2 separate regions of the Homo sapiens genome follow, and region 2 is linked to region 1. Evidence: read pairs that join two places in POLR2A ChIA-PET (ENCODE). Cell type or tissue: PC-3. All regions are shown on one strand. Links, peaks and the distances in the headings refer to the core of each region. The heading gives the core; the rest is flanking DNA.

Region 1 (15,844 bases), core at 3,019-11,018:
AGGTGTGTGCTGGAAAAGCGCAGCATGAATTTTGGATTTGGCTCCTGAAATGGGGAAGGTTTTCCTCCCTCTAGTGGTGAGTGGGTGCAAGGGCCCTCGGTAAGTCCCTAGAGGCAATGGAAGAAAGCTAGGAAGCCTGCCGTGAAACAGATCACAGTGGTAGCCTACTGTTTCCAAAGGAGCTAATGAACAATGAAAGGAAATGATACCAGACATAAATAAGGCCGGGCGCGGTGGCTCACACCTGTAATCCCAGCACTTTGGGAGGTGAGGCAGGAGGATCACTTGAGGCCAGGAGTTCAAAACCAGCCTGGGCAACATAGTGAGACCCCCACCTCTACAAAACATTTTAAAAACTAAGTGGGTATGGTGGTGTGTGTCTTTAATCCCAGCTGCTAGGGAAGTTGAGGCGGGAGGATTGCTTGAGCCTAGGAGGTTGAGGCTGCAGTGAGCTATGATCCTGCCACTGCACTCCAGCCTGGGCAACAGAGTGAAACCCCATCTCAAAAAAAGAGACATAAATGAACAACAAAAGTCATAAATAGAAGAATTGCTAAATGAGGGGACATCACTTAAGAGAAAATTAGAGTTAAAAGAAATCACTCTAGAAATAAAGTCTAAAGTGGGACAAACGTATGAGTAAAAAAGTACAATAAATTTTAAAAACCAAAAAGAAATGAAGAACTAAAAAGGATTCAAGAGACAATGACAAAAATTGAAAAGAAGCAAAGAAGATCCAAGACTCCTAACCAAAGTCATGTATGACAGTCAAACAATTACATAAAAAACTAGAATAAAAAAGCACTAATCAAAAAGAACAGAAGAGAAAAAGAAATATAGATCAGGTGATGCAATAGAAAATTCAGACTAAGAACATAGGTTTTAAACCCAAATATTTCAGTAATTATTTCACAAGTAAATGGACAAAATGCTCTAGTTTACATATAAAGATTGCTAGACAAGTTTTCTTAAAAAATGTATAACTAGATGTAAAGTCAAAAGTTGCATCTAAAACATAAGGATTCAAAAATGTAAAAAAAAAAAAAGAAGGGGGGGTAGAAAAAGACATAACATGCAAAGCAAGCTATACTAATAGTAGGCAAAATAAAAACAAAGGCCTGGCTGGGTGCAGTGGCTCACACCTGTAATCCCAGCACTTTGGGAGTCTGAGGCGCACAGATCACCTGAGGTCGGAAGTTTGAGACCAGCCTGACCAACGTGGTGAAACCCAATCTCTACTAAAACTAACAAAAAAAATAGCTGGGCATGGTGGGGCACGCCTGTAATCCCAGCTACTCAGGAGGCTGAGGGAGAAGAATCGCTTGAACCCAGGAGGCAGAGGTTGCAGTGAGCCAAGATCACGCCACTGCACTCCAGCCTGGGCAACCAGAGTGAGACTCCATCTCAAAAAATATATATATACATATATATATATATGCATGCATCATATATGTGCTGAGAATTTTATAGATCACAATCCTCAGCTAATGAATCCTATATAGACATTGTTTTTATTTAACTTTTTTCTCCTTCATTATCCCAAGTCCCATCATCCTCTCCACCCATAGGCATCCATCCTTGCAGGTATCTTTCCAATTCATCTTCCATAAGTTATTTACAAACATTTGCATATAATCATGACAAATATGTAGCATTTTTCAATGTGTATGTATTTGGTTTTGGTTTTGTTTTTGAGACAGGTCTTGCTCTGTCACCCAAGCTGGAGATAGAGTGCAACGGTGCAATCTCAGCTCACTGCAACCTCCACATCCCGGGCTCAAACGATCCTCCTGCCTCAGCCTCCCAAGTAGCTGGGACTACAGTCGCACCTCCACACCTGGCTAATTTTTGTATTTTTTGTAGAGATAGGGTTTCACCACGTTGCCCAGGCTGGTCTCGAACTCCTGGACTCAAGTAATCCACCTGCCTGGCCCTCCCAAAGTGCTGGGATTACAGACGTGAGCCACTGTGTCCAGCCTTGTGTATGTTATTTAAATTCATGATGGTTATAAATTCTGTTCTGTTTCTTGCGTTTTAAGCAAATCTGGTGCTTTTGGCATGTATTGCTACATGAAAATACAATGCATTATTTCTGGCCACTGAAGTGTGTTCCACTAGATTCCTGCCCCCCATTTCCCACATCCATCACCCTTTTTTGAGCTCTTTGCTGCCATATAATCCACCATGATGAATATCCTCATTGCTCAGCATAACACCCAGGAGTGGTGAACCTAGTGAATGAGTTTTCAATGATCAATGAGTGGGATGCTGAAATGGGGAGCCTGGGAGAACAGATTTCTTTTCCTTTTTTTTTTGAGATACAGTCTCATTCTGTCGCCCAGGTTGGAGTGCAGTGGCACGATCTCAGCTCACTGCAAGCTCTGCCTCCTGAGTTCACGCCATTCTCCTGCCTCAGCCTCCTGAGTAGCTGGGACTACAGGCACCCGCCACCACGCCCGGATAATTTTTTGTATTTTTAGTAGAGATGGGTTTTCACTGTGTTAACCAGGATGGTCTCCATCTCCTGACCTTGTGATCTGCCCACCTTGGCCTCCCAAAGTGCTGGAATTACAGGCGTGAGCCACTACACCCGGCCCCAGATTTCTTGAGAAGTATCTGTTTTGGAAGGAAGGCGACTGAGGTGTTGATCAGTGCCATATCTACATCTTCTTCATCAATATGGAATGATGCTTTCATGATCTAAAAAGGCAATAGCCATAGAATGAATGTGCTTCCCAGAATCAAAAGGCCATACCAAAAAAAAAAAATGCAGTTTATAACAACCAAAAATATTGCTCCTCCTCAAGGCTGTGTACAGAGCTAGTATATTTGTGTGATGGATGGATCCCATTACACTGTATGTGCTTGAAAGGCAGAAGTCACGTAACGACTCCCGCTGTATGCTGCAGGTAAGCACATAGCTGCTCACGCCTCTCACTAAATACCACGCGCTAAATGTAACATATCAGTAAGACTGCAGGTGTTTCCATTCTCTTCAAAAACCAGGGGCGTTTTGTTTTCATTGCTTAACTCTGATTAAAAATAAGGTTGAAGGTCTTTTCGCGTCCTCACTAGCCATCTGTGGGTGGTCTATTCCTATGCTTTGCCCACTTCTCCACTAGGTCTCCTGCCCTCTTCTGTTGATTTTCAGGGTTCCTGTCTAGACATTAGCTTCTAGGGGTTATAAATATGGCAAATGGCAAATATCTTCTCCCAGTTGATCAATCTTCTTTTTTTTTGAGACGGAGTTTCACCTTGCTGCCCAGGCGGGAGTGCAATGGTGCAATCTCGGCTCACTGCAACCTCCACCTCCCAGGTTTAAGCAATTCTCCTGCCTCAGCATCCCGAGTAGCTGGGATTACAGGCATGCACTACCACACCTGGCTAATTTTGTATTTTTAGTATAGATGGGGTTTTACCACGTTGGTCAGGCTGGTCTCGAACGCCTGACATCAGGTGATCTGCCCACCTCGGCCTCCCAAAGTGCTGGGATTACAGGGGTGACCCACCACACTTGGCCCCAATCATCTTTTAATGGTTTTTTTGTGGGGTGATATCCAGACATATATCAGTAATTTTGATGTGGTTAAATACAGCATTTTCCTAATTACTGTTTATGTTCTGGGGATCATATTTAAGAATTCATTTCCTGACCCCAAGATAATAAACACAATCTCCTATATTATCTTCCACTCTTTTTATATTTTCCTTTCACTTTTACATATCCTTTTAGGTCTTCAATCCATGTGGATTATAGAGGGTGTGAGGTAGGCATCTAATTTTAATTCTCTGCATAGAGTGAGCCATCTTCCCCATTCAATTTGTTAAAGATTAAAGCTCCTCTGGCTGGGCACGGTGGCTCACGCCTGTAATCCCAGCACTTTGGGAGGCTGAGGCAGGTGGACCACCTGAGGTCAGGAGTTCGAGACCAGCTTGACCAACACGGAGACACCCCGTCTCTACTAAAATACAAAATTAGCCAGTGTGGTGGTGCATGCCTGTAATCCCAGCTACTCGGGAGGCTAAAGCAGGAGAATTGCTTGTACCCGGGAGGTGGAGGTTGTGGTGAGCCAAGATCGTGCCATTGCACTCCAGCCTGGGCAATAAGAGTGAAACTCTATCTCAAAAAAAAAAAAAAAAAAAATTAAAGCTCTGCAATAGATGGGTCTTTTCTGGGTTCCTGTTCTGTACTTCTAACTATTTATCCATTCATGTGCTAGTAGCAAACTGTTTTAACAACGAAGACTTTATTATGCCTTAATATCAGGCAGAGACTACCCCTTCTGAATATTATTCAGGAGTGTCTCAGTTATTCACAAGTTTGCACATAAATTTTAGATCTATGGAATAATTTTCAGAATTAAATCCTTCTGGAATTTTAATTGAATAAAATCCATTGAATGTATGAATATAAGAAACTGAACTTTTTATAATGTTAAGACTTTCCACCCATGAACATGATATATTTCTCCACTTATGACGGTCTTCTTTTATTTATTTATTTTTTTGAGATGGAGTCTCACTCTGTTGCCCAAGTTGGAGTGTAGTGGCAAGATCTCAGCTCACTGCAACCTCCGCTCCTGGGTTCAAGCCATTCTCCTGCCTCAGCCTCCCAAGTAGCTGGGATTACAGGCATGCACCACCACACCCAGCTAATTTTTGTATTTTTAGTAGAGACAGAGTTTCATCATGTTGGCCAGGCTGGTCTTGAACTCCTGGCCTCAGGTGATCCACCCACCTTAGCCACCCAAAGTGCAGGGATTACAGGTGTGAGCCACCACGCCTGGCCAGATTGTGGACTTTTAAATAGACAAACTGTATATGCACATTTATCTCAATAAAACGGTTTTCTTTTTTTAAAAAAGACACATGGGGGCCAGGCGCAGTGGTTCACGCCTGTAATCCCAGCACTTTGGGCAGCCAAGGCAGGCGGATCATGAGGTCAGGAGTTTGAGACCAGCCTGGCCAGCATGGTGAAACCCCTTCTCTACTAAAAATACAAAAAATAAAATAAAATAAAATAGCTGGGCATGGTGACAGGCGCCTGTAATCCCAGCTACTTGGGAGGTTGAGGTAGAAGAATCACTTGACTCCGGGAGTTGGAGGTTGCAGTGAACCAAGATCTTGCCACTGCACTCCAGCCTAGGCAACAGAACAGGGCTCTGTCTTAAAAAAAAAAAAAAAAAAAAAGACATATGGGGACATGTAGTAGATTTGACATTTGTCCAACTAGAGATGAGAGAGACTCGGGAGAGGTGAGACAGGGAGAGTCTCCCAAGGTTGAAACTGGAACCCTCGGTCCAGGAAGGACATGGCATGAAGCAGGTGGGAGAACCAAATGTGCAAGCCAGCTTCCACAGCAGACATGGAAGGCCAGGGACTCCAGCCTGCACAGCAGACACAGAAGGCCAGGCAGCTCCAGCTTCCACAGTAGACACGGAAGACCAGGACTCCAGCTTTCACAGCGGACACAGAAGGCCAGAGACTCCAGCTTCCACAGCAGACTCAGAAGGCTGGGGACTCCAGCGGAGGGGCAGAGAAAGTGACAGCAGCAACAGACGAAACAGCCGCCAGTGACACCTTTCAAGCACTGAGGAATTTTGTGCCAACCAAAGCATTATTCAAAAGTGAGGGCAGGCCAGGCATAGTGGCTCACGTCTGTAATCCCAGCACTTTGGGAGGCCAAGGTGGGAGGGTTGCTTGAGCCAAGGAACTCTAGACCAGCTTGGGCAACTTAGAGAGACCCCATCTCTACACAGAAATTAAAATTAGCTGAGTGTGATGGTGTGCCTTTGTCATCCCAGCTGCTGGGGAGGCTGAGGAGAAAGGATGGCTTGAGCCCAGGAGCAGGAAACAAGCCACCTCCATGTGAAAATGCAGGCTGTCTACTGATGAATGCTCGGGAGGAGCAGGAAACAAGCCACCTCCATGTGAAAATGCAGGCTGTCTACTGATGAATGCTCGGGAGGAGCAGGAAACAAGCCACCTCCATGTGAAAATGCAGGCTGTCTACTGATGAATGCTCGGGAGGAGCAGGAAACAAGCCACCTCCATGTGAAAATGCAGGCTGTCTACTGATGAATGCTCGGGAGGAGCAGGAAACAAGCCACCTCCATGTGAAAATGCAGGCTGTCTACTGATGAATGCTCAGGAGGAGCAGGAAACAAGCCACCTCCATGTAAAAATGCAGACTGTCTACTGATGAATGCTTGTGAGGGAACTTCCGGAGGATGTTTTCAGGAAGAAGGAAGCTGAGCCCGGAAGGAAGAAGTATGGTGTAAGCAAGAACCACGCCTAGAGTTGTTGGTGGATGTGTGGCAAGTTTAAGCAAATACTGACTATAAATAAACAATGATGAGCAATGTGAGAGGAGCTAAGACGCTGGAGAAACTCCCACAGCTGACACCGGAGGGGCTGGGCAGGGGAAGAAGCTGTCCCCAGCTCCCTGCACAACTCTCAGCAGGGGAGGAATAGAGGGCCATCACGTGTAGACAACATTTGTTTAAAAATACACATGAAATGCATAAGGTTGCTGCTAAAAACAGGAATAGTGTATATAACTTCTAAGTCAGTCAAAGCAAAACAAAATAAAAACAAAAACAGAACCTTAAAAACTCCATCTAAAAGAAGAGGGGAAGGAAGCACTACCACAGGATGGTGAAATGCAAAGGGTGGTGGGAAGCAGCCCACGTATGTCAGAAATCACAGCAAACCCCACAGGCTTAGCTCATCGGGTAAAGAACAGAGACCCCAAAATATGGGAGCTTTTAAAGCAGCCCCACAGTAGTTACCTCACCCAGAAGCTTGCAGAAAGGCTGAAAGAAGCTGAATGAAAATGACTGCAGAAAAGGGAGGGAGGGAGGGAGGGAAGGAAGGAGGGACAGATAGAAAGCCCAGATGGCAGTGACTCTCTATCGCACGCCTCCTGGCCTGACAGTCCACGTCCAGCAGACAGTCACGCACCCCAGCACCCGCATGTTTAGAAAGTGCAAAAAGAACAATGGAGAAAATAAAGATATGAGCAGAACTAAATAAAAATGTTTAACACATACAACAAACAGAATCAACAAAATCAAAAGCTGGTCTTTCAAAAGACAAAGAAAATCAACAATATTTAGCAAAACCAATGAGGAAAAAAAGGGTCGGGCAGGAGAAAGAGCATGTATAACCTGAAGCAGGGATGAAAAACGGCAAATAGGCTGGGCACGGTGGCTCACGCCTGTAATCCCAGCACCGTGGGAGGCCAAGGCAGGTGGATCACCTGAAGCCAGGAGTTCGAGACCAGGCTGGCCAACATGGCAAAACCCTATCTCTACTAAAAATACAAAAATTAGCCAGGCATGATAGCAGGTGCCTATAATCCCAGCTACTCGGGAGGCTAAGGCAGGAGAATTACTTGAACCCGGGAGGCAGAGGTTGTGGTGAGCCGAGATCACACCACTGTACTCCAGCCTGGGTGACAGAGTGAGACCCTGCCATAAAAAAAAAAGAAAGAAAAGAAAGCAAATAATGACAAATTTAGCAGCTATTAAAAATAACAGGCTACTAAGCCAGGCGTGGTGGCACACGGTAGGGATTTGTAGTAGTCAAATGTGGTAGTCTGTAGTAGTCCCAGCTACTTCAGAGGCTGAGGACCACTTGAGGCCAGGCGTGAGTTCGAGACTGCAGTGAGCTATGATGGTGCCTGTGAACGGCCACTGCACCCCAGCCTGGACAACATAGCAAGATCCCATCTTCAAAAACAGAGGCAACTATGAAAAGTACATCCCAATAAATTTGAAAAACTTAGAATAAATGACATCTATGTTAAGAAGAAACACAGGAGGATGAGGCAGGAGAATTGCTTGAACTCGGAGGCAGAGGTTGCAGTGAGCCGAGATCACACCACTGCACTCCAGCCTGCGCAACAGAGCGAGACTCTGTCTCAAAAAAAAAAAAAAAAAAAAGAAGAAGAAGAAGAAGAAGAAACAAAAGGCTGGGCGCTGTGGCTCTCGCCTGTAATCCCAGCACTTTGGGAGGCTGAGGCAGGTGGATCATGAGGTCAGGAGACCAGCCTGGCCAACACGGTGAAACCCTGTCTCTACTAAAAATACAAAAATTAGCTGGGTGTGGTGGCACGTGCCTGTAATCCCAGGGGAGACTGAAGCAGGAGAATTGCTCAAACCAGGGAGTCAGAGGCTGCAGTGAGCCGAGACCATGCCACTGCACTCCAGCCTGGCAACAGAGCAAGACTCCATCTCAAAATAAAAGAATCCAGAAAATTCAAAGAACTTCAGACACCAATAAAAATAATAATGATCTTGGCCAGGTGTGGTGGCTCACACCTGTAATCCCAGCACTCTGGGAGGCCGAGGTGGGTGGATCACTTGAGGTCAGGAGTTCAAGACCAGCCTGACCAACATGGTGAAACCTTGACTCTACTAAAAATACAAAAATTAGCCAGGTGTGGTAGCACATGCCCGTAATCCCAGATACTCGGGAGGCTGAGGCAGGAGAATTGCTCGAGCATGGAAAGCGGAGGTTGCAGTGAGCCGAAATCGCACCATTGCGCTACAGCCTGGGAGACAGAGCAAGACTCTCCATCTCAAAAATTAATAATAATAACTATCTCAATTTTGTAAAGTGGGCCAAGGACGTGAAATTAACGAGACTCTAATGACAGGTGACCATATGGAAAGAGGCACAGCATGGCTAGTAACCAGGAAGAGGGAATATTAAACCACAGTGTGTAACACTGTGTTACACACCCACATGAAGGGTGTAAGTTGACAGTTGCAAGTTTTGGTGGGGGTGCCAGGAAACAGGAGCTCTCTGGCAATGCTGGTTGGACAGCAGCTGGCTGGGGGGATCCCTTGGGAAGACAGCTTGGTAACAAGAACCTCCTGACTTTCAGGCACCCACACCTGCAGGAGGGGTTTTGGGCAAGAAAGTTGCAGCTTGCTTGAAATAGCAACAAAAAGGAAACAAAAGGTCCATCAACAAGTAAATGGATAAGTCAATGTATATTTAGAAATCAGAGAAAACAAATAAATTAAAACCATATGTATCCCTAGAGAAAATCTCTTTAGCCTAACACCTATTTTTTTCAAAAGCAATTTACAGAAAGAGAAATACAGTGTAATACCCATTACATAAAGTTTTCAGCATGTAAAATTTTTTTTTCTTTTTTCTTTTCTTTTTTTTTTTTTTTTTTTGAGATAGAGTCTCACTCTGTTGCCCAGGCTGGAGTGCAATGGCGTGATTTCAGCTCACTGCAACCACTGCCTCCCAGGTTCAAGCGATTCTCCTGCCTCAGCCTCCCGAATAGCTGGGATTACAGGCACATGCCACCATACCTGGTTAATTTTTGTATTTTTAGTAAAGACGAGGTTTCACCATGTTAGTGAGGCTGGTCTCAAACTCCTGGACTCAAATGATCCGCCCACCTCAGCCTCCCAAAGTGCTGAAATTACAGGTGTGAGCCACCGCGCCTGGCCACAAAACATTTTTAAAGGAACATACATATTAAGTAGGAGTGTGAGGACCTTCATGAGAGTGGTGAATTCCAAATTCAAGAAATTATTAGGGTGGGACAGAAACAATATGGAGAGATGGAGGAACAGAGACTTCATTTATTTATGCCATTTTTTCCCAAGTTGAGTAGGGTTTTTTTTTACATTTTTTAAATATATTACTCTTTATACCATCGTTCAACTAAAATAGATCACTTTTTTTTTTTTTTTGAGACAGAGTCCCGCTCTGTTGCCCACACTAGAGTGCAGTGGTGTGATCTCTGCTCACTGCAACCTTCACCTCTGGGTTCAAGCCATTCTCCTGCCTCAGCCTCCCAAGTAGCTGGAGTTACAAGCATGCACCACCATGCCTGGCTAATTTTTGTATTTTTAGTAGAGATGGGGTTTTGCCATGTTGGGCAGGCTGGTCTCCAACTCCTGACCTCAAATGATCCACCTGCCTCGGCCTCCCAAAGTGCTGGGATTACAGATGTGAGCCACCACACCCAGTTAATTTTTGTGTTTTTAGTAGACACGAGATTTCACCATTTTGGCCAGGCTGGTCTCCAACCCCTCACCTCAAGTGATCCACCTGCCTAGGCCTCCCAAAGTGCTGAGATTACAGGTGTGAGCCACCATGCCCAGCCTAAAATAGATGCTTTTGTAAATCCAGTGTGACTCTGGAGTCAACAGGGAGAGGCTAGACCCTTGGGGGCCTCCATTAAGTCTGGACACAGATTCAGCAAGAGAGCAGCAGCCCACTGAGCAGCCCATACACCAAGGGGCGGATTTCTAGAGGAAACAAGAAAAAGGGGCCCTAAAAATGGCACAAACAGGAACCAGGAAATGTGTGCCCAGCCTCACACATGACCCTGGGCAGGGATATAAAGGGTCCAGGCTCAGGGAGCTCCACACCTGCACCTCCCTCTCACCTGCTCCTCTACCTGCTCCACCCTCAATCCACCAGAACCATGGGCTGTTGCGGCTGCTCCGGAGGCTGTGGCTCCAGCTGTGGGGGCTGTGGCTCCGGCTGTGGGGGCTGTGGCTCCGGCTGTGGGGGCTGTGGCTCTGGCTGTGGAGGTTCTGGCTCCAGCTGCTGTGTGCCCGTCTGCTGCTGCAAGCCCGTGTGCTGCCGTGTGCCAACCTGTTCCTGCTCCAGCTGTGGCAAAGGGGGCTGTGGCTCTTCTGGGGGCTCCAAGGGGGGCTGTGGCTCCTGTGGAGGCTGCAAGGGGGGCTGTGGCTCTTGTGGGGGATCCAAGGGGGGTTGTGGCTCCTGTGGGGGCTCCAAGGGGGGCTGTGGCTCTTGTGGGGGATCCAAGGGTGGCTGTGGTTCCGGCTGTGGGGGATGTGGCTCCAGCTGCTGTGTGCCTGTCTGCTGCTGCAAGCCCATGTGCTGCTGTGTGCCAGCTTGTTCCTGCTCCAGCTGTGGCAAAGGGGGCTGTGGCTCCTGTGGGTGCTCCAAGGGGGCCTGTGGTTCTTGTGGGGGCTCCAAGGGGGGCTGTGGCTCCTGTGGAGGCTGCAAGGGGGGCTGCGGTTCTTGTGGGGGATCCAAGGGGGGTTGTGGCTCCGGCTGTGGGGGCTGTGGCTCCGGCTGCGGTGTGCCCGTGTGTTGCTGTTCCTGTTCCAGTTGTGGCTCTTGCGCGGGGTCTAAGGGAGGCTGCGGGTCATCCTGCTCCCAGTGCAGTTGCTGTAAGCCCTGCTGCTGTTCCTCAGGCTGTGGGTCATCCTGTTGCCAATCCAGCTGCTGCAAGCCCTGCTGCTCCCAGTCCAGTTGCTGTGTCCCCGTGTGCTGCCAGTGCAAGATCTGATTTCTGGCTTTGCAGGACTCTTACCATGGCCAGGCATTCCTGCCCAGCCTTTACCTCCTTTTCCTGGCACCCAGTGAGCCAGACTCTCCTTCCCCACCCACTACCCTATCTCCCACCCTCCTGCCTTGCCAAGCATGAACACTTCTCTTTGACCTTCTACCAAGAAATGCCATGGGCCCATGCATCCAAGAAGAATGACTTTCAAGGCCTCCCTTCCAGGCATCTGGAGACCAGCCCCCCACCGCCCCAGCCACCTGCAGCAAATGCCTATCCGCAAGCCCTGCCTGCTGGCACCACATCCAGCACGGACAGCCCTGCAGGACAGCCCAGGGTGCTTGCTCACTCTGCAGTCACTAGGAGTTCAGATCTCTGTCCTTTAAACATCCAATAAACCGCTCACCCCAGCACCCCATAGCTGTCTTGGTATATTTATGTTTATTTCCCTCTCGAGGCAGGTGGGGGGCATCTGTGGCTACACTGGGTCCCCTGGGAACCACACACACACACACACACACACACACACACACACACACCGGCCCTGAACCAAACCGGAGCAGGCAGGTGGGCGCCCTGGCCAGCAGGGATCCTGGATACATGGTGGCGGTCAGAGGCAGGAGCACCAGCAGCCACCTGGCTCAGCCCCTTGCCGTGCAGCCTCTACCACACCCTCTCAGCATCTGGCTCAGGGCGGGGGTGCCTTGCCTTGATCAGGCAAAAGCAATCACTAGGGGGTCATCATGGCCTGTTACCACGCGGTCTTATTCTCTTTGGGCTGATGTAACAGAACACCATGGACTGGCATGTACAACAGAAGTGTATTTCTCAGGGTTCTGGAAGCTGGCAGTCTGAATTAAAGATGCCGGCGGCCAGGTGCGGTGGCTCATGCCTGTAATCCCAGCACTTTGGGAGGCCGAGGGGGGCGGATCACCAGGTCAGGAGATTGAGACCATCCTGGCTAACACGGTGAAACCCCCCTCTCTACTAAAAATACAAAAATTTAGCCGGGCATGGTGGCAGGCGCCTGTAGTCCCAGCTACTCAGGAGACTGAGGCAGGAGAATGGTGTGAACCCGGGAGGCGGAGGCTGCAGTGAGCCGAGATCGCGCCACTGCACTCCAGCCTGGGCTACAGAGCAAGATTCCGTCTCAAAAAAAACAAAAAACAAACAAAAAAAGCCAGAAGAATGCAAATATGACATTCCAGAGGGGATGTATATGGAAGGTCAGCAATCCCATTGCAGCAACCAGAGAAGGCCACATTAATTACAGAACTCAGATGGTAAAATAAATAAATAAATAAATAAATAAATAAATAAATAAATAACTTCAGGAAATCCTACCGTATGTATCTTACCACAATTTTTTTTTTCTGAGATGGAGTCTCACTCTGTTGCCCAGGCTGGAGTGCAGTAGTGTGATCTCCACTCACTGCAACCTCTGCCTCCTGGGTTCAAGCTATTCTCCTGCCTCAGCCTCCTGAGTTTCTGGGACTACAGGCATGAGCCACCATGCCCAGCTAATTTTGTTTTGTTTGTATTTTTAGTAGAGATGGGGTTTCACCATGTTGGCCAGGCTGGTCTCAAACTCCTGACCTCAAGTGATCTACCTGCCTCACCCTCCCAAAGTGCTGGGATTATAGGCGTCAGCCACTGCATCCGGCCCACAATTTTGAAATACCGGAAAAATGTATCTATAAAAAAGACATTGGAGAACTGTAGAAGCAACAAGAACCAGATGAAAACATTCAGAGAGAGCCCTTCCAAGATGAGCTGAATGTCGGCTTCTCTCCCTTTAAGGAATTAACCAGTGCTGGGTATGAGCTGAGCCTCGGTCCCACTGGGGAAGAGGAATTCTACTGGGAGAAATACCCAGCAGGGCTCTTGGCAACCACAGGGGCTGGAGCAGAAAACTGGGACATTTGCAAATTTCTGGGGAGGCTAAGAAGTGAGGCCTGAGGCCTCCGCAGGTGCGCTGAAGTCTCGCATAGCCTTGTGGAGCTTAGTACACAGAGCTTTTCTAGAGGAAGGGGTCCTGCCCCAGGCACAGGTTAATCTGGCCCTTAAGACATTTTCCAAATTTTGAAGCTGCCTGAGCAGACAACTAAAGAGCTAAGCCTGTACCTCAGGGAAAGAAGTGACTCTCTGACAGCCTGTCAGGGATAAGAAGACACGGACTGGCCAGGCTCTTAACCAAAACTCCAGGAAAGCCACACAGAGGGACGATTGACTGAAGTGGCCCAATCCCTAACTGAGCGGGTAGACGAAATGTTCAGCTCCTCTCCCTGTCTGCACTAGAGAGGGAGGCCACGTGCTCACTGTTGGAAGAGAGCAGCTAGACCCCCACAGTCCTTAGATGGAGACCCCCACGGTCCCGAGATATAGACCTCCACGGTCCTTAGATACAGACCCCCATGGTCCTGAGATATGGAGCCCCACGGTCCTGAGATATAGACCCCCACGGTCCCGAGATACAGACCGCCACAGTCCTTAGATATAGACTCCCACAGTCCCTAGATATAGACCCCCACGGTCCCTAGACACAGATCCCTACGGTCCCTAGATACAGACCCCCACGGTCCTGAGATACAGAACCCCACGGTCCCGACATATGGTCCTTAGATATGGACCCCCACGGTCCCGAGATATAGACCCCCCACGGTCCCGACATATGGACCCCCATGGTCCCTAGATATGGACGCCACGGTCCTTAGATATAGACTCCCACAGTCCCTAGATATAGACTCCCACGGTCCCGAGATACAGACCCCCACGGTCCTGAGATACAGATCCCCACGGTCCTGAGATATGGACCCCCACGGTCCCTAGATATAGACCCCACGGTCCTTAGATATAGACTCCCACAGTCCCTAGATACAGATCCGCACGGTCCCTAGATACAGATCCCCACGGTCCCTAGATACAGACCCCCACGGTCCTGAGATACAGAACCCCACGGTCCTTAGATATAGACCCCCACGGTCCTGACATATAGACCCCCCATGGTCCCAAGATATGGACCCCCACAGTCCTTAGATATGGACCCCCACGGTCCCGAGATATAGACACCCCCACGGTCCCGACATATGGACCCCCCACGGTCCCTAGATATGGACCCCCACGGTCCCTAGATATGGACCCCCACGGTCCTGAGATACAGAACCCCACGGTCCTTAGATATAGACCCCCACGGTCCTGACATATAGACCCCCCATGGTCCCAAGATATGGACCCCCACGGTCCTTAGATATGGACCCCCACGGTCCCGAGATATAGACACCCCCACGGTCCCGACATATGGACCCCCCACGGTCCCTAGATATGGACCCCCACGGTCCTTTGAGGCATACCTCTGACAGAAAGCACGAGATACAGGACACAGCAGGAAACAGTGATCAATAATCATGCGGAAAGCTAACAGAAGAAGCAGATTACAGATAAGCCACATATTGGAGTTAGGAAACAAGGGCTTTAAAATAACTATGATTGGGCCAGGCACAGTGGCTCACGCTTGTAATCCCAGTGCTTTGGGAGGCCGAGGAGGGCGGATCACCTGAGGTCAGGAGTTCGAGACCAGACTGGCCAACATGGTGAAACCCCATCTCTACTAAAAATATAAAAAGTAGCCAAGGGCCAGGCACGGTGGCTCACGCCTGTAATCCCAGCACTTTGCGAGGCCGAGGTGAGTGTATCACAAGGTCAGGAGTTCAAGACCAGACTGGCCGACATGATGAAACCCTGTCTGTACTAAAAATATAAAAAGTAGCCAAGGGCTGGGCACAGTGGCTCACGCCTGTAATCTCAGCACTTTGGGAGGCCGAGGCAGGCAGATCACAGGTCAGGAAATCGAGACCAGCCTGGCCAACATGGTAAAATCCTGTCTCAACTAAAAATACAAAATATTAGCCGGGTGTAGTGGCATGCGCCTGTAGTCCCAGCTACTCAGGAGGGTGAAGCAGGAGAATCGCTTGAACCCGGGATGTGGAGGTTGCAGTGCGCCGAGATCGCACCACTGCACTCCAGCCTGGGCAACAAGAGCAAGACTCTATCTCAAAAAAAAAACAAAAAAAAAAGTAGCTGGGCATGGTGGTGGGCACCTGTAATCCCAGCTACTTCGGAGGCTGAGACAAGAGAATTGCTTGAACCTGGGAGGCAGAGGTTGTAGTGAGCCAAGATTGCACCATTGCACTCCAGCCTGGGCAACAGAGCAAGACTCCGTCTCTAAATAAATAAATAAAACAATATTCAATGTCCTATAAAATTTTTAAACTTTGTGGAAGTAAAATATATGACAACAGCACAGAAGTCAGGAGAGGGATAAACAGAATTAAATAGTTGTAAGGTTCTTGCCTTGTTTATGAAGACACGAGATTATTAACTGATAATATGTTATCATAATCTCTGGATGGGTGCAGAAGCTCACGCCTGTAGTCCCAGCACTTCGGGAAGCCAAGGCAGATGGATTGCTCAAGACCAGGAATTCAAAACCAGCCTGGGCAACATGGCAAAACTCCATCTCTACCAAAAATACACAAATTAGCCGGGTGTGTT
Region 2 (15,844 bases), core at 1,320-9,319, 240 kb before region 1:
GCCTGGCCTGGCCGCGTGCTGCCGCCCAGTCCAAGAAGTCTTGGTGGGGGGTGCCGTGGCTGGGCTACTCTATTTAGGGCTCGGTGACGCGCTGGAGATGCCTCTGTCGTTCTCGTAAGGAGCCTGAGGACAGTGTCCCTGGCTTTGCCTGTGGCCTCAGCCGGGCACACAGCTCGGGTCAGCTGAGGGGTAGCTGCGAGTATCCACACCTCGCCTCAGCCCATCTCACCCGAGGTCAGCGTCCAGTCCACCAACCTGGCTGCTTGCTGGCGACAGCCACAGCCTCTCCCTGCGGGGCCAGCTCCCCGGCTCAGCCCCTGCAATGGGTTTCCCACTTCAGCCCAGGCCTGACCCCCTTCTGCAAGCCTGGCTTCTGGGGTGAGGCCTGGACCTCCAGATGTGGCCTTCTGGGCCCTGCCACAGTGGCCGAGGGCTGGGGGCTGCCCCCTCCCTGCGTGATGCTATCTTCCTGCCTGGGGAGCAGGACCAGGAGTGAGGGGCACGCCGCACGTGCCTCTGGGCCCCTCCCGCCTGCCCAGAACGCCCTGCTGCAGTCCCCTTGCCGGGCGACTTGGAACACATCCTTCAACCTAAGGAGAATGGCGCCACCTGCATTGGGAGCCTCTCACACCCGTGGGGGCTTGGGGCCCTCCTGGCTGCCCGGGCAGGCCTGGCATTGCCCTTTTCACCCAGGCCCGAGGCCATCGCCCCCCCAGCCCCCAGGCCCCCGCCCTGCAGAGGTCCCCTGGACCGTGACTTGGCACCCTCTCGGAGTGGGGGCTCTTGGCCCCAGCCCTGCCGGCTTCGCAGCCCCGTGGGGAGGATCAGAGGAGACAGCAGCGTGGAGGCCCCAGCCGCTAAGGCAGCCCAGATGTGTGGGGACTGGGAGGGGCATCCGGCCAGGACTGAGCCCCTAAAGGCCCCAGCGGCTTCCGAAGGCATCTGCTGCCCCCTGCTGCTCATGCAGGGAAGGCCCTGCAGCACAGGTCTCTGAGGTGTTGGGGGTCCTCCCTCCATGCTCACCAGCCCCCAGACACCATTGCCCACTCTGTCCCTACAGGGCTGGCTCTAGCCCGCCCCATCCCATGTGGTCCCGACTCTCTGGCCCCCACCTCCCCGGTCTTCCCAGGCGGCCCGGAGAGGGGAGATCTGTGCTCCCCGGGGAGGTTCCCCACCCCTACCCGAGGGTCAAGCAGGGACCGGTCAGAGGCCTCAGGGCCTGGCTGAGTCTGGAGAGGAGCCCCTCCCCCGTCCTTGTCAGGGGACCCTGGTGAGCGGGCCCGGGCCCTATTTCTGCATCCCCTCCAGGCTCCAGCCGGACACACAGTGGCAGGAGAAGGCGTTTATTGCAGTGGTCCTGCAGGGCGGCCTGGGCAAGTGCCTGGGCTCAGCGGGGAGACAGAGGCATGTGGTGCATTCAGGAGTGGGGCAAGGGCAGGCGCAGGCGAAGGCGGGGCTGCAGGGCCAGCATGCGGTCCACCTCCCTGGCTGGCCGCAGGGGGTGCCGCTGGGCAATGGGCCGCCGGGCGTGGGCCAGCATGTCTGCCCAGTGCTGCAGGGGCTGCCCCGAGGCCCGGGCACCCAGGTGCACCTTGCCTACGGGCTCAGTTCGGAGCGGCAGGCTGCGGTCCCAGACAGCCAGCACCAGGTCCACATTCTGTGCAGAGACAGGCCAGAGGTTGGAGTTGGGGGAGAAAGACCACAGTCATCGTGGTCTGGCACTGGGTCTCGCTCTGCCCCTGCCTCCCGGTGGCCCACCTGGACCTGGCTGAAGGGCACCAGGAAGGTGAAGGCCTCATTGAAGTAGGGGGCCGCCGTGCCCTTTTTGGTGGCTGTCTTTCTCTTCTTCCACTTCCTCTGGTTCAGCATGAGCTGGACCTTCACGTAGGGCTCTGGGAGGGCAAGGTTGCCGAAGGGGCATCCCAGGGCTCGGGGCTGAGCACGGGCCCCCCCTCTGTACAACAACGTGGGCAGGTGTGACCCTCACCTGCAAGTCCTGGACGCAGGCCTCGAGCCTCCAGCACCACCACGGTCAGCCGGCCTGAGCTGGGCACGTACCGGAGAGAGAAGCACAGCTCCCCGACCTGCTCGGGCTGTGGGCAGCAAGAGGGGCTTCAGCCCGGGAGGGTGATTCTGGCCGAGTTGGGGCTCAGACCCCCGAAAATGCTGCCCATCAGGCCTGTCTTTCCGATGGCCCATAGGGCAGGGTCCCTGCCAGCTCTGCCTTGGGCTGTGGCCTGGTGACCAGCACCTCACCTGAGTGGCAGCCGGCGGGCCCAGCAGGTACCAGTGCTCCAGAACATGCTGCAGATCCACGGTGCCCAGTGGCAGACGGAGCTCACCCAGGGGCTCATGCCCCGAGAAGCGCTTGAAGTTGAAAAGCTGCACCTGCAGGGTGGCCCCTGGCAGCTCCGCCTGCGGGATCTGAGGCAGCGGCGTGAGCCAGGCCCTGCTGCCCTAGCTCAGGCCCACCCAGCTGCCCAGGCCCACCCAGCTGCCCAGGCCCACCCAGCCCAGGCCCATCCAGCCGTCCAGGCCCACCCAGCCGACCATCCCTGACTCACGTGGAAGCAGCAGGTCTCGTCAAACACGGGGCAGAGCGTGCCTCGGTGCACTTTTGTCTCATGTCTGTGTCCGGCCTGGGTGGAGACGCTGACCCGGGCATAGGGGTCCACGGTGCCCCCAGGCCTCAGGTCGGCTGCCTGCCTCAGGCCCACCCTGATCTGGGAGCCAGCGGGGTGGGCTCAGCCAAGGGCCCCTGCCCTGTCAGCTCCCCACCACCCAGGGCATGGGGTCTGCCCTTCCCCCGTCACCCTTTCCGGAAACTCGCAGAACCGCTGGTCCTGCGCAGCGGGGCCCTTCACCTCCTGGCTTCCAAAGTCGAACTCCAGGGAGAGCTGCAGGCACCCCCATTGCTGAGCATCCCCCGGGCTGGACTCCAGGCCATCCACATCAGGTTGCACCTGGAGTGAGTTGGGACAAGGGGCAGGTGGTGCTGACATCATGCCTCATCAGAGCCCTGGGCTCCCGGGCAGCCCTTGCATGACATGGGTCAAGACCCCCCGCCTCCAGGCCAGGCCACCCAACAGGCACAAATCGTCGGCTTCGCTCTGTGAGACCGGCCAAACCCACCCAAAACGTGGCATCTGGGGTACCCCCTGCCTTCCTCAAGAACCCGCTGTGGCTCCCTCGGGCCCATGGGGCAGCCCCTGTTGCATGGCCTCCTTCTCACCTCTGTTCACCCACTTTCCCTGCCAGGAAGGTCCTCAACGCCCTGCCTCTGTGGGGGTTAAACCATCCCTGGGGCTGAACTCGCCTCGCTGCCCTGGGCTCTGGAGCCTGGATTTCAAGCCCTCTCTGGACTGAGTGAGCAAGGAGCCGCTCCTCACCAGGTGGGTGGTGGTGGTGCCGCGGGCACTGCCCAGACCCACGGACTCCTTGTCCCTGGGCTTCTTCCTGTGGCGGCGGCAGCAGCAGCAGGCAGCACAGAGGAGGCAGGAGACGAGGAGGACGCCCGCGGCAAGGGCGCCGGCAATGAGAGCCCAGCGGGGCCCTGGGGTAGAGGCCAGGCTGAGTGCATCTGTGGACAGCTGCAGCCCCCACTTGGCTGGGTTATCCCCACACCCCTCTTGGGAATCCCACAACTCACAGGGGGTCCCGGCGACAAGGTCTGGAATAAGCCCAGGTATAGCTGTGGTGCCAGCTGGGGCCGGGGCACTGGGAGAGACTGGTGGGTGCCCCATCTTTCTACCCTGCTGGTTTGGAAGAAGCGGCCCAGGAGGCTGGGTCAGCTGGGAGGGTGGCCCCTCCGGCCCCTGCCCGCTACCCCATCTGACTAGCAGCAGCCAGTGCTGGGTCTGCCAGGGCAAGGAGGCAGCACGGGGTGGCCAGGGGCGAGGGTTCTGTGCAGCAGGAAGCTGAAGGGAGGGAGGCTCTGGACCCTGGCCAAAGCTCCAGCTTAGCTGCCCAGGCCCAGCCTCCCAGCCACCTCCCAGCAGCCCCCAGCCCCAGCCAAGCAGGCAGGGCCTGGGCAGCCTAGTCCCTGCCTTCACCGGACCTCAGAGCACCCTTGCCCCCACTGTAGGATGCGTCCTCCACCAGGAAGCTCTCTCCCTCCCTGCTTCTCTCTCCTGGGCCCTGGACCCTGGGCCCTGCCTGGGGGTCCCATCTCATCCCTGGGGGTCTCATCTCTGCGGTCCCATCACTTCCTTGCCTCTACCCCAGCACGCACCACAGCTGGGGCCCACCATGGTTTGCCAGCCATGCAGGTGGAGCATGTTCACTGCAGCCCCCAGGAACTTGGAAGCCCAGAGGGGTCTGCAGGGTCATGGCGGGAGGAGCAGGGCTGGCTGTCGGCGGAGCTCACTGAGCAGGCCTGGGCTAAAGGTGCATTCCTGGCAGGGGCTCAGGGCCGCAGCGCCTGAGGATGAAGGTGAGGTGGTGGCAGGTAGGGGCAGGGTGCAGCTGGGAGCGGCCAGAACATTCCACACACACTGACTCAGCCGCTGCCTGGACTCGTCCACCTGCCTGCCTGGCCACCCTTCGGCATGTGGGTGGGAAGGAAGGTGGGGCGGGCGCAGCTGCTGGCCCCTGTACCCGCCTGCCTAGGGCCTGGGGAGGGAGCACACCTGGCTGGGCTGGCTCCTGTCACCTACAGGCAGGGGAACCAGGGTGCTACATGGGGCCTACGGTGACCCCAGGCCCAGGGTGACTCCCCAGCTCAGCTCTTCCCTGACTCCACCCGCTCCAGAGAGCAGCAGCCAGCCAGGAGACTCTGTTCCTCCACATTGGCGCCTCCCCTGCTTTGCCCACAAGAGCCTGGGACCCCTCTTGCCATGTCCAAGTCAGCCTGGCCTCAGGGGCCCAGCCCAGGCCATCCCATCGGGAATAAGCAGCTGTTGAGGCCAGATACCCTCACCTCTGCAGCCCCCCAGTCTGGGGCAGAGCAAGGAGACAGACAGAAAGGGACCCTGCCATGACTCCAGACACACACACACACACACACACACACACACACACACACACACACACACGCACGCGCACACAGCATCAATGCCCCACTCCCTGGCAGGCTGGGAGAGGCAGCTGCACTCCCAGAACGGACCCAAACCCCCAGTGTTCAGATGAGGGGGCTGCAGCTCAAGGAGGGGAGGGAGGGTCCAGGTTCCAGCCCCACACGCATGTTGACCCTGTGAGGTCAGCAGGCCAGGTGTTTTACAGACGAGTGGACCGAGGCTGGGAGCTCTAGTTTTGTGGCTCTGGAGGCCAGCATGGCCTGGGAAGCCCAGCCTGTCCCCAGAACACAGGGGCCAGCACAATGGAGGGATTATAGGTACAAAAAGGAGATGCGGAGGTCAGGGCCAGCTTTCCAGGCTGCACCCTGTGCGCAGGGCCCCATGCTCAGAGGGGTCCCTGCTTGGTTTAATGCGTGCTGGGGCCATCTTGAAATTCTTAATTTTGGAACAAGATGCTGCACATTTTCATTCTGCACTGGGCCTCACAAATGACGGAGCTTGTCGAGTTCGGGGGACCCTTTGGGTGAGTCCCCTGCAGATGCAGTGTGGGTGTGCAGTGAAGCTCACGGGCCTCGGCAGCCCCTCAGCTCCTGGGGGACACTCCCAGGTGGGTCCGGCGTCCCACACGTGGCTGGCGGAGCGCTCCTACTGGTGGTGGCTGATGGAATGGGCTGGGTCCGCAGGGTCCCTGGAGCGGGACTGTGCCGGCCAGATTCAAACAGGCCACTGCCTCCTCCCTACGTGGAGTTTCAAGGCAACTTCTCTTTTTGAAATGTCAGAGCCTGTATACATGCTGAGATTAAAGTAGCTTCACTCCAGATTTTTATGGTTGAGATTCCGGATAAGTTGCCAATACAGAATCTCCATCTGTGAGTGCGGGCATGTGTGCGTGTGCGTGTGCGTGCGCCCCTCCCCTGTGCCCCCGCTTTGCTGGCGTCCCCCCTCCTTTAGTCTAAGAACAGTCAGGGCCGGGCGGGGAGAGCTCCCCTGCAGTGATTTGCCGCGGCCGGCCAGCGGCACTCCCGGGCCAGCCTGGTGACCTTGTCCCCAGAGGAGCACAGGGGCCACCCAGAAGCTGCTCCGGAGAACCCCAGGACCCTGGGGGCGCTGGCTGCCGATGCTGGGGGTCCCAAAGCCTGGGGAGGTGCGGGGTCCCTCCGGACCGCCGGGACCCCAGGGAGGTGCAGGTGCAGCGGGCGCATGGCCACCAGGTGGCGCCGTCCGCCCCTCGGGACCCGGCCTCCCTCATGGCTCCCGGGGACAGTGCCCTGGAGACCCTTGGGCGCTGGGGGCTCTCGGGTCTCCCCTCCCAGATCTGGGAATCCCCCGCCCTCCCTGCCTGAGCCTCCCGGGGCTGCTCTCCCCGTTGTCTAGCTTTGGCTGTCTGTCTCCTGTGGCCCTGCTGGGAAAACCTTCTCTGGGAGTTCACGCCATGTTTTCCCAGGAAAGGGAGACGGTCCCTCCTCCCCGGCTCCCCCCTGGCCACCGCTCCAGCGGGCTCCTTAAGGCTCTGGAAACCGGCTCCTCTCTCCCCACGAAGGCGGCTGCTCTGCTCCTGCAGCTGCCAAGCTGCTTAGAAGGCCTCTCCGCATCCCCATCCGACTCACCCTCCAAGGCCAGCGTGAGCCCACCTCTTCCAGGGAACCCTCCCTGGTCACCCCAGGACCCCCAGACCTGCCATGACGTTTTGTGCTGAATTCCACCCCGTTAGGGCCCCCAGCCCCCACCAGGCAGAACGGGGGTGAGCCCCTCCTTTAGACTTCATGTTAGCCCAAGGCGGGCACCATTTCAGGCTTGCTAATGCTTCCCTCCAGGGTGAGTCTATACGGAATGGTTTCTGCTTCCGTGGGAACACCTTTCCGTGAGCCCTTCCTCTGGAAAAGCAACGTTTCCCCGAGTGCTGGGGCTGGCAGCCCCCCAGGTGTAAATGCTCTCACCTGACGCCCACCACTTCCTGTGGCCGGCCAGCCACCAGGCCTTCCTCTCAGACACCCGAAGGCGGGTCCAGCTCTCGGACAGCACTGCCTCTGGTGACGGGGAACTCTCTCCTGGGGTAGGAGGGGGTGCGGGGGCCAGGGCTGCAGGAACCCCACCTTGTGGCCGGAACTGCTGGCCCGTGATAGCTGGGCAACTCCCTTTGGGAGGAAGGTCTCCCCAAGACGCAGAGGCTGAGCATCTGGGCTCCAGCCTATTTCCAAGGGTCCCTTGGGGCTGGGGGCACCCTGAGCCCTACCTAGCTTTGCAGGAGGGGGCGATGGGCCCGTCAGGCTGGCCTTGGTGAGGGGCAGCAGGAGGTGGCCTGGCTGAACCTGGTTTGAGCAGGTTCTGCACGACGGGGAGGGGTCCTGAGGTGCAGGGCTGCCTGGCTTGGAAGAGGGCATCCTCAGGTGCTGTGGGCTGGGGGGAACCAAGTGTGAGGAGGGTAGGGGCCGGGCGGGGGCTGCCCTGGGCAGTGTGGGGCAGGGGGCTCACAGAGAGCCAGGTGGGCCGGCTTGGCTCCGCCACTGCCTCTGCTTCCAGCCCCAGGCACCTTCGGGCCATTCCCCTCTGTGCCTTTGTCTCCTGCTGGGCTGACCCAATCCCTTGAGTTCTTGGTTTCCTAATGAGTGATCCTCTTATCAGCTGGCCCCCGGGTGAGTGGCTGGAAGTCCTCACTCTGGTCTAACCTCAGTGCCTCTTGCTTCAGTTGGACCCCCGAGCAGAGCCTATAGCCTAAGCTCCTCTCCCTCTGCTCTGCCAGTTAGTCTGGTCTGGTCACTCTAGTCAGATCCATGACTTGGGCCTACCGAGGAGCAGCCATCCCAGGTCAGGGCGTTCCCTCAGAGCCCTTATCTGCTGGTGGTTAATGCTTAACGGGAAAACCTGTCCCAGCGGGGCCGGCCCCACGGGGCTGGTCAGGCAGCAAGTGTGGAGGACATAGCCCAGGCTCCGAGGATGCTTTCGGGCCACAGCAGGAGGACGTGTGGGCATGCATGTGCACGTCTGGGCCCGTCCGGTCACACGCGGCCCTGGGCGTGTGGGGACTTGTACGTCCTTCTGGTGTTTGCACAGGGTATGGGTCTGTCTCCTAGTCTGACTCAATCTGGGATGAGAAGGGCCAGAGGCTGCCCTAGTGGGGCTTTTAGGCAAGCAAGGGGACACATGCAGGGGGTGGCTCGACGCTGGCCCCAGGGTACAGCTGAGCTACGTGCCCTGCGCGCGGTTCTCTGCAGCCAGCTGTGTAGGGGCTTTGTACTTTCCCCAGTATATGGGCGCCTTCACAGCCAGACTGGCGTCTGAGGTTCCAGGGCAGGAAGGAGAAAACCAAACAGAGCTGGAGCCCGAGGCCAGTCCCGAGGCCCCGAGACGGTGGCTTGGCAGCCAGCAGCCTCATGGAGACCCTGGTGGGGCTCCTGGATGGGGACGCTTCCTCTGAGGTCGCCTGGGGAATGCTTGAGGTTGGACTGCAAAGCAAGCGCTGGCTCTGGGGAGCCAGGAGTCACTGGCACACAAAGAAAAGTGTGCTGGGTGAGCGCGTGTTTGCCCCACCCACTCTGACCCCAGCTGCTGAGCCCTGCAGGGCTGGGGCACCCTCATCAGCTGGGGCCCGGGATGGCCGGGGATGGGGGAACTCAGCTTGCCACAGTTCTCTGTGCTTTGGGATGCCCTATGCCCATTCTCTGTGTCTTAGCTTGTGTGTGCCACACTCACCTTTCATGCATACTGTCTGTGCCTCTTCATCCCGGGAGGCTGTACCCCATCAACCAGGCATCTGGGGAGGCTGCACCCCATGACCTGAGCCTCTGGGGAGGCTGCACCCCATCACCGAGCCTCTGGGAGGAGGCTGCACCCCATGACCTGAGCCTCTGGGGAGGCTGCACCCCATCACCGAGCCTCTGGGAGGCTGCATCCCATGACCTGAGCCTCCGGGGAGGCTGTACCCCATGACCTGAGCCTCCAGAGAGGCTGCACCCCATCATCGAGCCTCCGTGGAGGCTGCACCCCATCACCGAGCCTCTGGGAGGCTCTGCTCCGTCTTGGGCATGGGGGTCTGCACCCTCTGAACATGGCTGGTGCTGATTCCATGGGCTCAGTTCCTATCCTCTGAGAATCTGCATCTGGATTTTGGTGATGAAAACCCCATGTCTTGAAGTGTCTGGGTGGCCACCCCCGTCACCTGGAAGTCTGGGGGCATGTAACCCACTCCTCAAATGGCTGGTACTGCAGCCACCATGTCAGAGGACGGGGGTTCTCCCGGTCCTCCCCGCATTGACCTCATCTCCCAAGGGCCTTGGGGACCTCATGGCAGGGGCCTGATCCCCCACAACTTTTGTGTGGACCCCATTTACCTTGTTTAGGGGGGTCTGTGTTCATGGGGAACCCTGGCATCAGCATCTTTACACCCCACGCCTGAGAGTGCCTGGGAGACACAGCTTGGGGACCTGAGTGCCTGTGCAGCCCCCTCCCTCATGCCCAGGGCCAGGTGACCTGCCCCTCCTTGGTCTCCTGTTGTCACCAGGGTGCCACGACAGCGTGCCCCCCACCTGTTGAACCCTCTGAATCCCCCATGACACATGGTACTTAAGCCTGGGTGTCAGCCCAGGGCCGGGAGCCTGGTGCCTCATTCCTGTGGTTTTGGACGTCCTGTGCTCCAGGCATCTCACTGCTGGGTGCACCTCCTCTGCCCTCGTGTCTGCCCTGTCTGAGAGCTGCTCATTCCCATGGCTCTGTAATGTGCCTCTGAGGAGCTGAGCTTCCACCTCAATTCACTGACATCTAGACACGTGTACCCCATTATTCTAAATACCTAGAGCCCTGTACTCCATTGGTGTCAGTGTGTGGGTTCCTGTCCCCATCAGCCTGAGCATCTGGGTCTCTGGACCCCATTACTGTCAGTGTGTGGGTTCCTGCACTCATCAGCCTGAGCGTCTGGGTCTCTGGACCCCATTGCTTGGAGGCTTGGGCAAGTTTCTGTCCATCCGCCCTCTTGACAGTTCTGGAGCCGGAACGCTAATCACTCGAATACCTGGATGACAGAGAAACGGGCCCTGATACCCCACTTGTCTGAGTATCTGGGCAGCGTGGATCCCAGGACTCTGAATGTCGTGGTGCCCTATATGTCAGAAGTGAGGTTATCTTACCCTGAGAGCTCCGGCTGTCTCCTTCCACCCGAGGGGCTGGTAACCCTTTCTGCAGCTCTCTCAGCGCAGGTGCAGCGGGTGCTCCTAGCCCACATTTCTGAGTGGTGTGTGTCTGGAATCCTCTGAGAGTGTGGGTGATATTGCACACATCTGCAAAGGTGCCCCCAGTCCCCTGAGGACAGAAAGCATAGCCCTTATTCACCCACGTGTCTGGACACACACCCTCCCTTCTGGTCCCACTGCAGGGGGCCCTCTTATTGTGAAGGTTCAGGTCCTGCAGACCCAGTCACTCAGACAGTTTGGCTCCAGTACCTCCTTACCTGAGTGTCCGGCAGCTGACTGGGTGTCCTACCCCCTCCTCCGACCATCTGAGTAGTGAGGACTTCAACCATCACCCTGACGGGCACTCTGCCCTGGGTTTTCGGGTCTCGGGACGCTCCACCCCAACCCTCTGTGCGACGGCTTACCTCGCCCCCTGCAGCGTCGGGAGCTGTGCACCCACATTCCAAGCCCTCGAGCCCCCCTCTTCTCTAGCTGCTTGAGGGCTTTGATGCCTTGTACCCTGTCCGTCAGGGTCTTCAGCAGCCTAACCCCCACTGCCTGCCTCGAACGCAGATGCATATCCCAGGTCGAGGGCCCCAGTGCCAGTTCCAAGTTCCCCTGTTTCTTTGGACGCCTGCTGCCCTTTCATCAGCGGCTGTCTCGGCCGTGGGAGCTACATTCATCCCTGTCCAGACACCCCTGTGCCCTATTCACGAATTCTCAGCTTCATCACCTAAGCCTCCAGGGGTTTGTGCCCCTTCCTCAGAGGCCTGAAGTCCTCACAATCCCAGAAGCATCTGAGAGACATGAACCCCACTGACCCTAAAATTGGGTGCCTTGTCCCCCCACGACCCTGCACAGCCAGCGACATGCCCTTTGCCTGTGACTGTAGATGCCCATCTGGAATCAGGGTGCCGTCGCTCATACACCCCTCCTGAGCATCTGGACCACGTGTCCCCGTGAGTCTGAGTATTGGGGTGCTCTGCTCCCCATTCATCAGGGGTTCTTAGCAGTGTGTGCCGTCAGCCACCTGTGCCCCGCACCTCACACAGGCCGAGTCCCAGGCTGAGGGCCCCCAGTGCCGGTTCCAGGTCCTGCTGCATCTTTGGACACCATTCACCGGTGTCTCGGCCTGTGTGAGCCCATTCACCCTTGTCTCGGGGCCTGGGTTCATGCGCAGCTCCGGGCAGTCTGCACCCCATCCGCCCACGTCTCAGAGACAGTCTGTGCATTGTCGCCCTGTTCCAAGAACAGCTGCCGTGCAGCCAGCAGGCACATTCCAGGGTTTGGCCAAAAGCCAATGCAAACCCTCATACTGCTGGCACTAGCAGCACCGAGTGGGGGCAGACGCAGGGACTGACCTAGGTGGGGCACGAGGGGAGAATGGGGACCCACAGTTTGGAGCCGTGTGCTCAAAGCCTTCCCTGTACACACAGGGGCCTGGAGAGCAGGGGGTGTCGGGGTGTGGGAGCCCAGTCCCCGACAGAGGCATGTCCTGGACCAGCTGCCAGAGGGACCAGCGAGTGTGCAGGCTGGAGGAATGTTCCAGGGCCCTCCACCGCGTTGCCATTTCCTGCCCAGGCTGCCTTGGCCACCCACCCACTGGCTGCCCGGGCTGGGACACATGGCGGCCTGGCTGTCAGATGTGTCAGCATCGCCTTGGGACAGGGTCCCAAGGCCAGAGAAGTGGGGGACAGAGGCAGGCAGTAGGGGTGTGACACCTCTGGGGGCTGCAGACCCCTGCCCCTGCTCCAAACCTGGCTGGGACGCTGGGTGCTGTGAGGCTGTGGCCCAGGGAGGGAGCCCATTGGAGCCCATTGAAACCCGCGCCCCCACCCACTCTGACTCTTTGCGGGAAGGCCCTTCGCTCAGCCTCCCAAGTTTCCTGGCAGTGCGCTCCCTGGAGGTCAGAAAATGACGTGGTGTGCATGCAATGTCTCCTGTCCTGGGGATTCCTGGGGTCACCCTGGAGCTGCCCCAGCTTTCCAAGCCCTGTGTGAGTGCGAGCTGGGTCCTACCCACCAGGGCCCCCGTGGGAGAGATGAGCGGGCAGGCTATGGGATACGCAGGGGCCGTCTGGGCTCTCTGGGAGGTGGATGGGGGGCTGTTCAGGTTTTCTGGGGAAGAAGAGGAGGCCTAATTCAGGCTCTGTGGTGGGCAGGGTGGTTTGTATCCCTGGATAGGAGGGCAGTGGGTCCCACCCTGTGGGGTCCCCACACTTAGGACCCGGAAGTCGCAGTTGACCCCCAGGTTGGAGAGCCCCGGGGCCCCCACCTGTCCTGGTGCTGCATCCTCCCTGCCCCGCCCCCTTTCTACTTGCTCGGGATTCCAGCCTCGTTCCCACGGCTGCTGGCCCCACACTCTCCAGGCACCCCCAGCTCAGGGGCAGACCAGAGGTTTGGCTTTCGGAGCCCCCCGGGGTTCCTGGTAGGATGAGCCAGGAGCTCCCTTCAAGCAGGTGGGGGACTTGCAGGTGCGACGGGGGCTTTTCCACACCTTGACCAGGCTGGACCAAAGCCCCGCGGCACCGCCTCCACCATGCACGCACCTGCCGTGAGCAAACGCCCTGCGTGCAGGCCCCACTGTGGGCAGACGTCACTGCGTACAGGCATCACTGCATGTAGGCGTCACTGCGTGCAGGCCCCACTGTGGGCAGACGTCACTGCGTGCAGACGTCACTGTGGGCAGGCCCACTGCGTGCAGGCCCCACTGCGTACAGGCATCACTGCGGGCAGGCCCACTGCGTGTAGGTGTCACTGCATGCAGGCATCACTGTGTGCAGACATCACTGCGGGCAGGCCCCACTGTGTGCAGGCATCACTGTGTGCAGACATCACTGCGTGCAGGCCCCACTGTGTGCGGGTGTCACTGCGGGCAGACCTGGGGCAAGGGTTGTGTGACACAGGAGTCCAAGTAAGTGGCTGCTGGGCTCAGAGAATAAGGAAGGAGCCAGGGTCACCCACGGCCCCCAGCCCCACCCTGGCTACAGAGTCCTCCCTGCAGTTCCAGAGGGCCCCTCCAGCCAGAGGGTTTCGGGCCTGGAGCACGTGGCATCCTGAGGGCCGCACTTCTCCCACTGCCCTCGAGCAGGCTTGGTGCATCTGTGATGCGGGTCGGGGCTCCTCGTTGCCCAAGCCCTGACTGGGGCCCCCCACCTGCCTGGCCGGTGGGCTAGGGGTTGAGTCCCAGCTCCCCTGAGTTGGCTCCAGGGTGGCTCAGGATCCAACCCAAGGTGCCCTCAGGGCCTTTCTCAGCCTCCCCCATGGGCATCCCCAAGGGTGGCTGCTGGCCGGGGATGACCGACTGGCCCCAAACAAGGCACCTCTGCCATGGGGGTCCCAGCAGGAAAGCCTGGGCTGCACGGGGCAGAGGTTGCTGGCAGAGCTGGATCATTTGGGCTCCAAGCTCCCCCTGCTGTCTGCTGGCCGCTCCTGGAGGTGGCCTGACCTCCGGCTCCCGCCCGACCCCTGCTCCCTCCCTGCCCTACGGGCCAGACTCCGCCTGCTGCCTCCCAGCCCAGCCTGCCGGCCTGGCAGGCGTTCGGGCGCCCCCTTCCGTACACAGGCCTCTCGCAGGCCTCTCCAGTGCAGGCCTGGACCCTCCTGCTCCCAGGGGCGCCGTCCTGGGACCCCTGACTGTTCAGAGCCTTCCTCCTGGGGTCCCTCTCCACAGGGGCCCTTTTTCTAGATAAAAGTCTCTGTCCTGGGAGCCTGGTCTGCACAGAAGCCTCTGAACTGGGGTCTCTTTGGAACAGCTCTCTGCCCTGGGACCCTCCGTCCCCAAAGGAGCTCAGAGCAGGGCAGTTCGTGACCCCAGGAGATCCAGATCATCCTGGAAGGGGTTTTAGCTTCCTGATCTCAGATGTTCCCCTCGCCCCCAACCCAGAGGGTCACCTTAAGTCCTTGACATTGAGGCATGAGAAGCCACCACTGAAGTCATCTGAGTGGCTGGGAGAGAAGGAGAAAAAGACCCAGCGAAGCCGGAAGGCCACCCAGCATGTCGGGGTCTGTGGAAGTTGGCAACCCAGCAGGACTCATCTTCCCTGGGGTGACATGGGAACACCAGGCCTAGGCCCACACTTCGCGGAACAGGGGTGCACAGACTGCCCATGTCGGGGTCCAGAGGGGCCTGCCTAACACTAGGCATCAGCTTGCAGGCGGAAGAGGACAGGAGACCCTTTCTGGCAGTGTCAGCCCCAGCCCTCACCTGTGAGTGTGGGCGCTTGACCCACACAGCCTCACACACACGCACACGCCAGGCACGGGCACACTGCTACGCACCTGTGCACACAATGCACGTGCACACTCACCCACGCACACACGTACTCGCTCTCTCCACGTCAGCCCCGCAGGTGACTCTGGGATCTCCACTGTCGCCCCGATTCTTGCAGCTGCCTTCTTGGTGGAAACATTCTGCAGCTTGTCTAGACTCTGCACAAACCTGCTTTGGAAGGGCCAGGTCTTAGTTCCCCGGAGGCCACTGGCTCCCTGCACCCTGCACTGCCCTCCTGGCCAAGGCGCACACAGAGAGACGTCAGGTGCCACCCAGCTCTGTGAGCACACGCTGGCAGGTGAGGGCATGGGTGGGTGCCAGGGCTGCCCAGCGCCTGCAGGTCTCACCGCCTCTACCTCTGCTCCTCACCACTGGCCACTTCCTTTGGCTCCCAGTGGGGCACATGGGGTCCACCAGTGGCCAGCACAGTGGCCAGCCAACCAAATCTGGCCTCATCCAGCAGGATGGAGAGGAGGCTGGGCCCACCCTCCTCTGGGCACCCTCCACCCAGCCCCAGCCAGCGGGTACGGCTGTCCTGCCTTTCCCGCCTCTGACAGCCACAGCATGTTCCAGCCACGCTGGATCGCGGGGGCTTCCTGTTCACCTCCATTAAGTCTGGGGTGGCTCTCAGCCTCCAGCCTCTGCCACCTTTTTAGGGCCAGATTCTGAACAGAGGTGAAGACATGCAAGAGCCTGGTGCTGGGCGGGGGAATATGGGGGCCTCCAGAGGCCTGTAGCCCACCTGCCCCCTGGGTATGCTGCCCCTCACTCCAGCCTGCCCTCCCAGGCCTGGCCACCAGCAGCCCCTTGGGCCTCCCTGTCCATGCTCACCCTCTCCAGAACTGGACATGGTCAGGGGCTGGTAGGTAAGGGACTCTGACCTTCGGGAAAGGTCCTCCCCGGGTCAGAGCAGACCCACCCACAGGGTGGCTCGTCTTCCCAGGGATGGCACGGGAACACCAGGCCTAGGCCCATGCTTCGGGGAATAGGGGTGCACAGACTGCCCATGTGGGGGTCCGGAGAGGCCTGCCCAGCGCTAGGCAAGAGCCTAGGCCCACAGTGTTTACCAGGGGAAAAGAGCCCAGTGGGCCTTCAGTGACCTGGGAGTTGTCCTAGGACTGGAGATCAGAGGGCCAGTGTTCTAGGCAGAAGCAATGCAGGCACACAGCAAGGGCGCAGGACCAGCTCGCCAGAATCCAGCCAGGCTATGTTGACCTAGAAGCTGCCCTGCGGTGACCTGGGGACCTGGAACTTCCCAAGCTCCTCTCTCTCCTTGCCTGGAGACCCTGACTGGCTCCCAGCTGCACTTCCAGCCCACTTGGCTGCTTGTTTGCCCAGTGCCCACAGGGCAGGGTTGGGGGATTAGCTCAAAGTAGGCCAGCAAAGGGCTGGTTC

What was found. Peaks named below come from ENCODE experiments on the same cell type or tissue, not always from the same donor. Only the 100,000 strongest peaks of a DNase experiment are listed, where the experiment ranks them.
Region 2: POLR2A ChIA-PET joins it to region 1 with 16 read pairs; 2 of 35 experiments call an interaction of 5 or more read pairs at or near these places.

Annotation. Positions count from the first base shown.
Region 1 is chr11:1,579,868-1,595,711 of GRCh38, reverse strand. KRTAP5-1 (keratin associated protein 5-1) reads left to right here and starts at 10,429. Exons shown (of 1, transcript NM_001005922.1): 1 at 10,429-11,370. The coding sequence starts at 10,463. The coding sequence ends at 11,299. All of the region lies in intron 1 of KRTAP5-AS1 (KRTAP5-1/KRTAP5-2 antisense RNA 1), which reads right to left. In PC-3, for the core only: no CTCF peak of the experiment used is centred there; a DNase peak (open chromatin) is centred at 6,281.
Region 2 is chr11:1,823,005-1,838,848 of GRCh38, reverse strand. SYT8 (synaptotagmin 8) reads right to left here and starts at 3,859. Exons shown (of 8, transcript NM_001394072.1): 1 at 3,650-3,859; 2 at 3,390-3,553; 3 at 2,865-2,963; 4 at 2,565-2,723; 5 at 2,257-2,424; 6 at 1,988-2,093; 7 at 1,759-1,892; 8 at 1,328-1,657. The coding sequence starts at 3,743. The coding sequence ends at 1,418. RefSeq lists silencers at 925-1,034, 6,001-6,060, 6,121-6,330 and enhancers at 4,669-5,282, 5,283-5,898, 14,607-15,108. In PC-3, for the core only: CTCF peaks have their summits at 6,007 and 6,209 (motif pointing right); a DNase peak (open chromatin) is centred at 4,488; H3K4me3 peaks cover 988 bases; H3K27ac peaks cover 812 bases.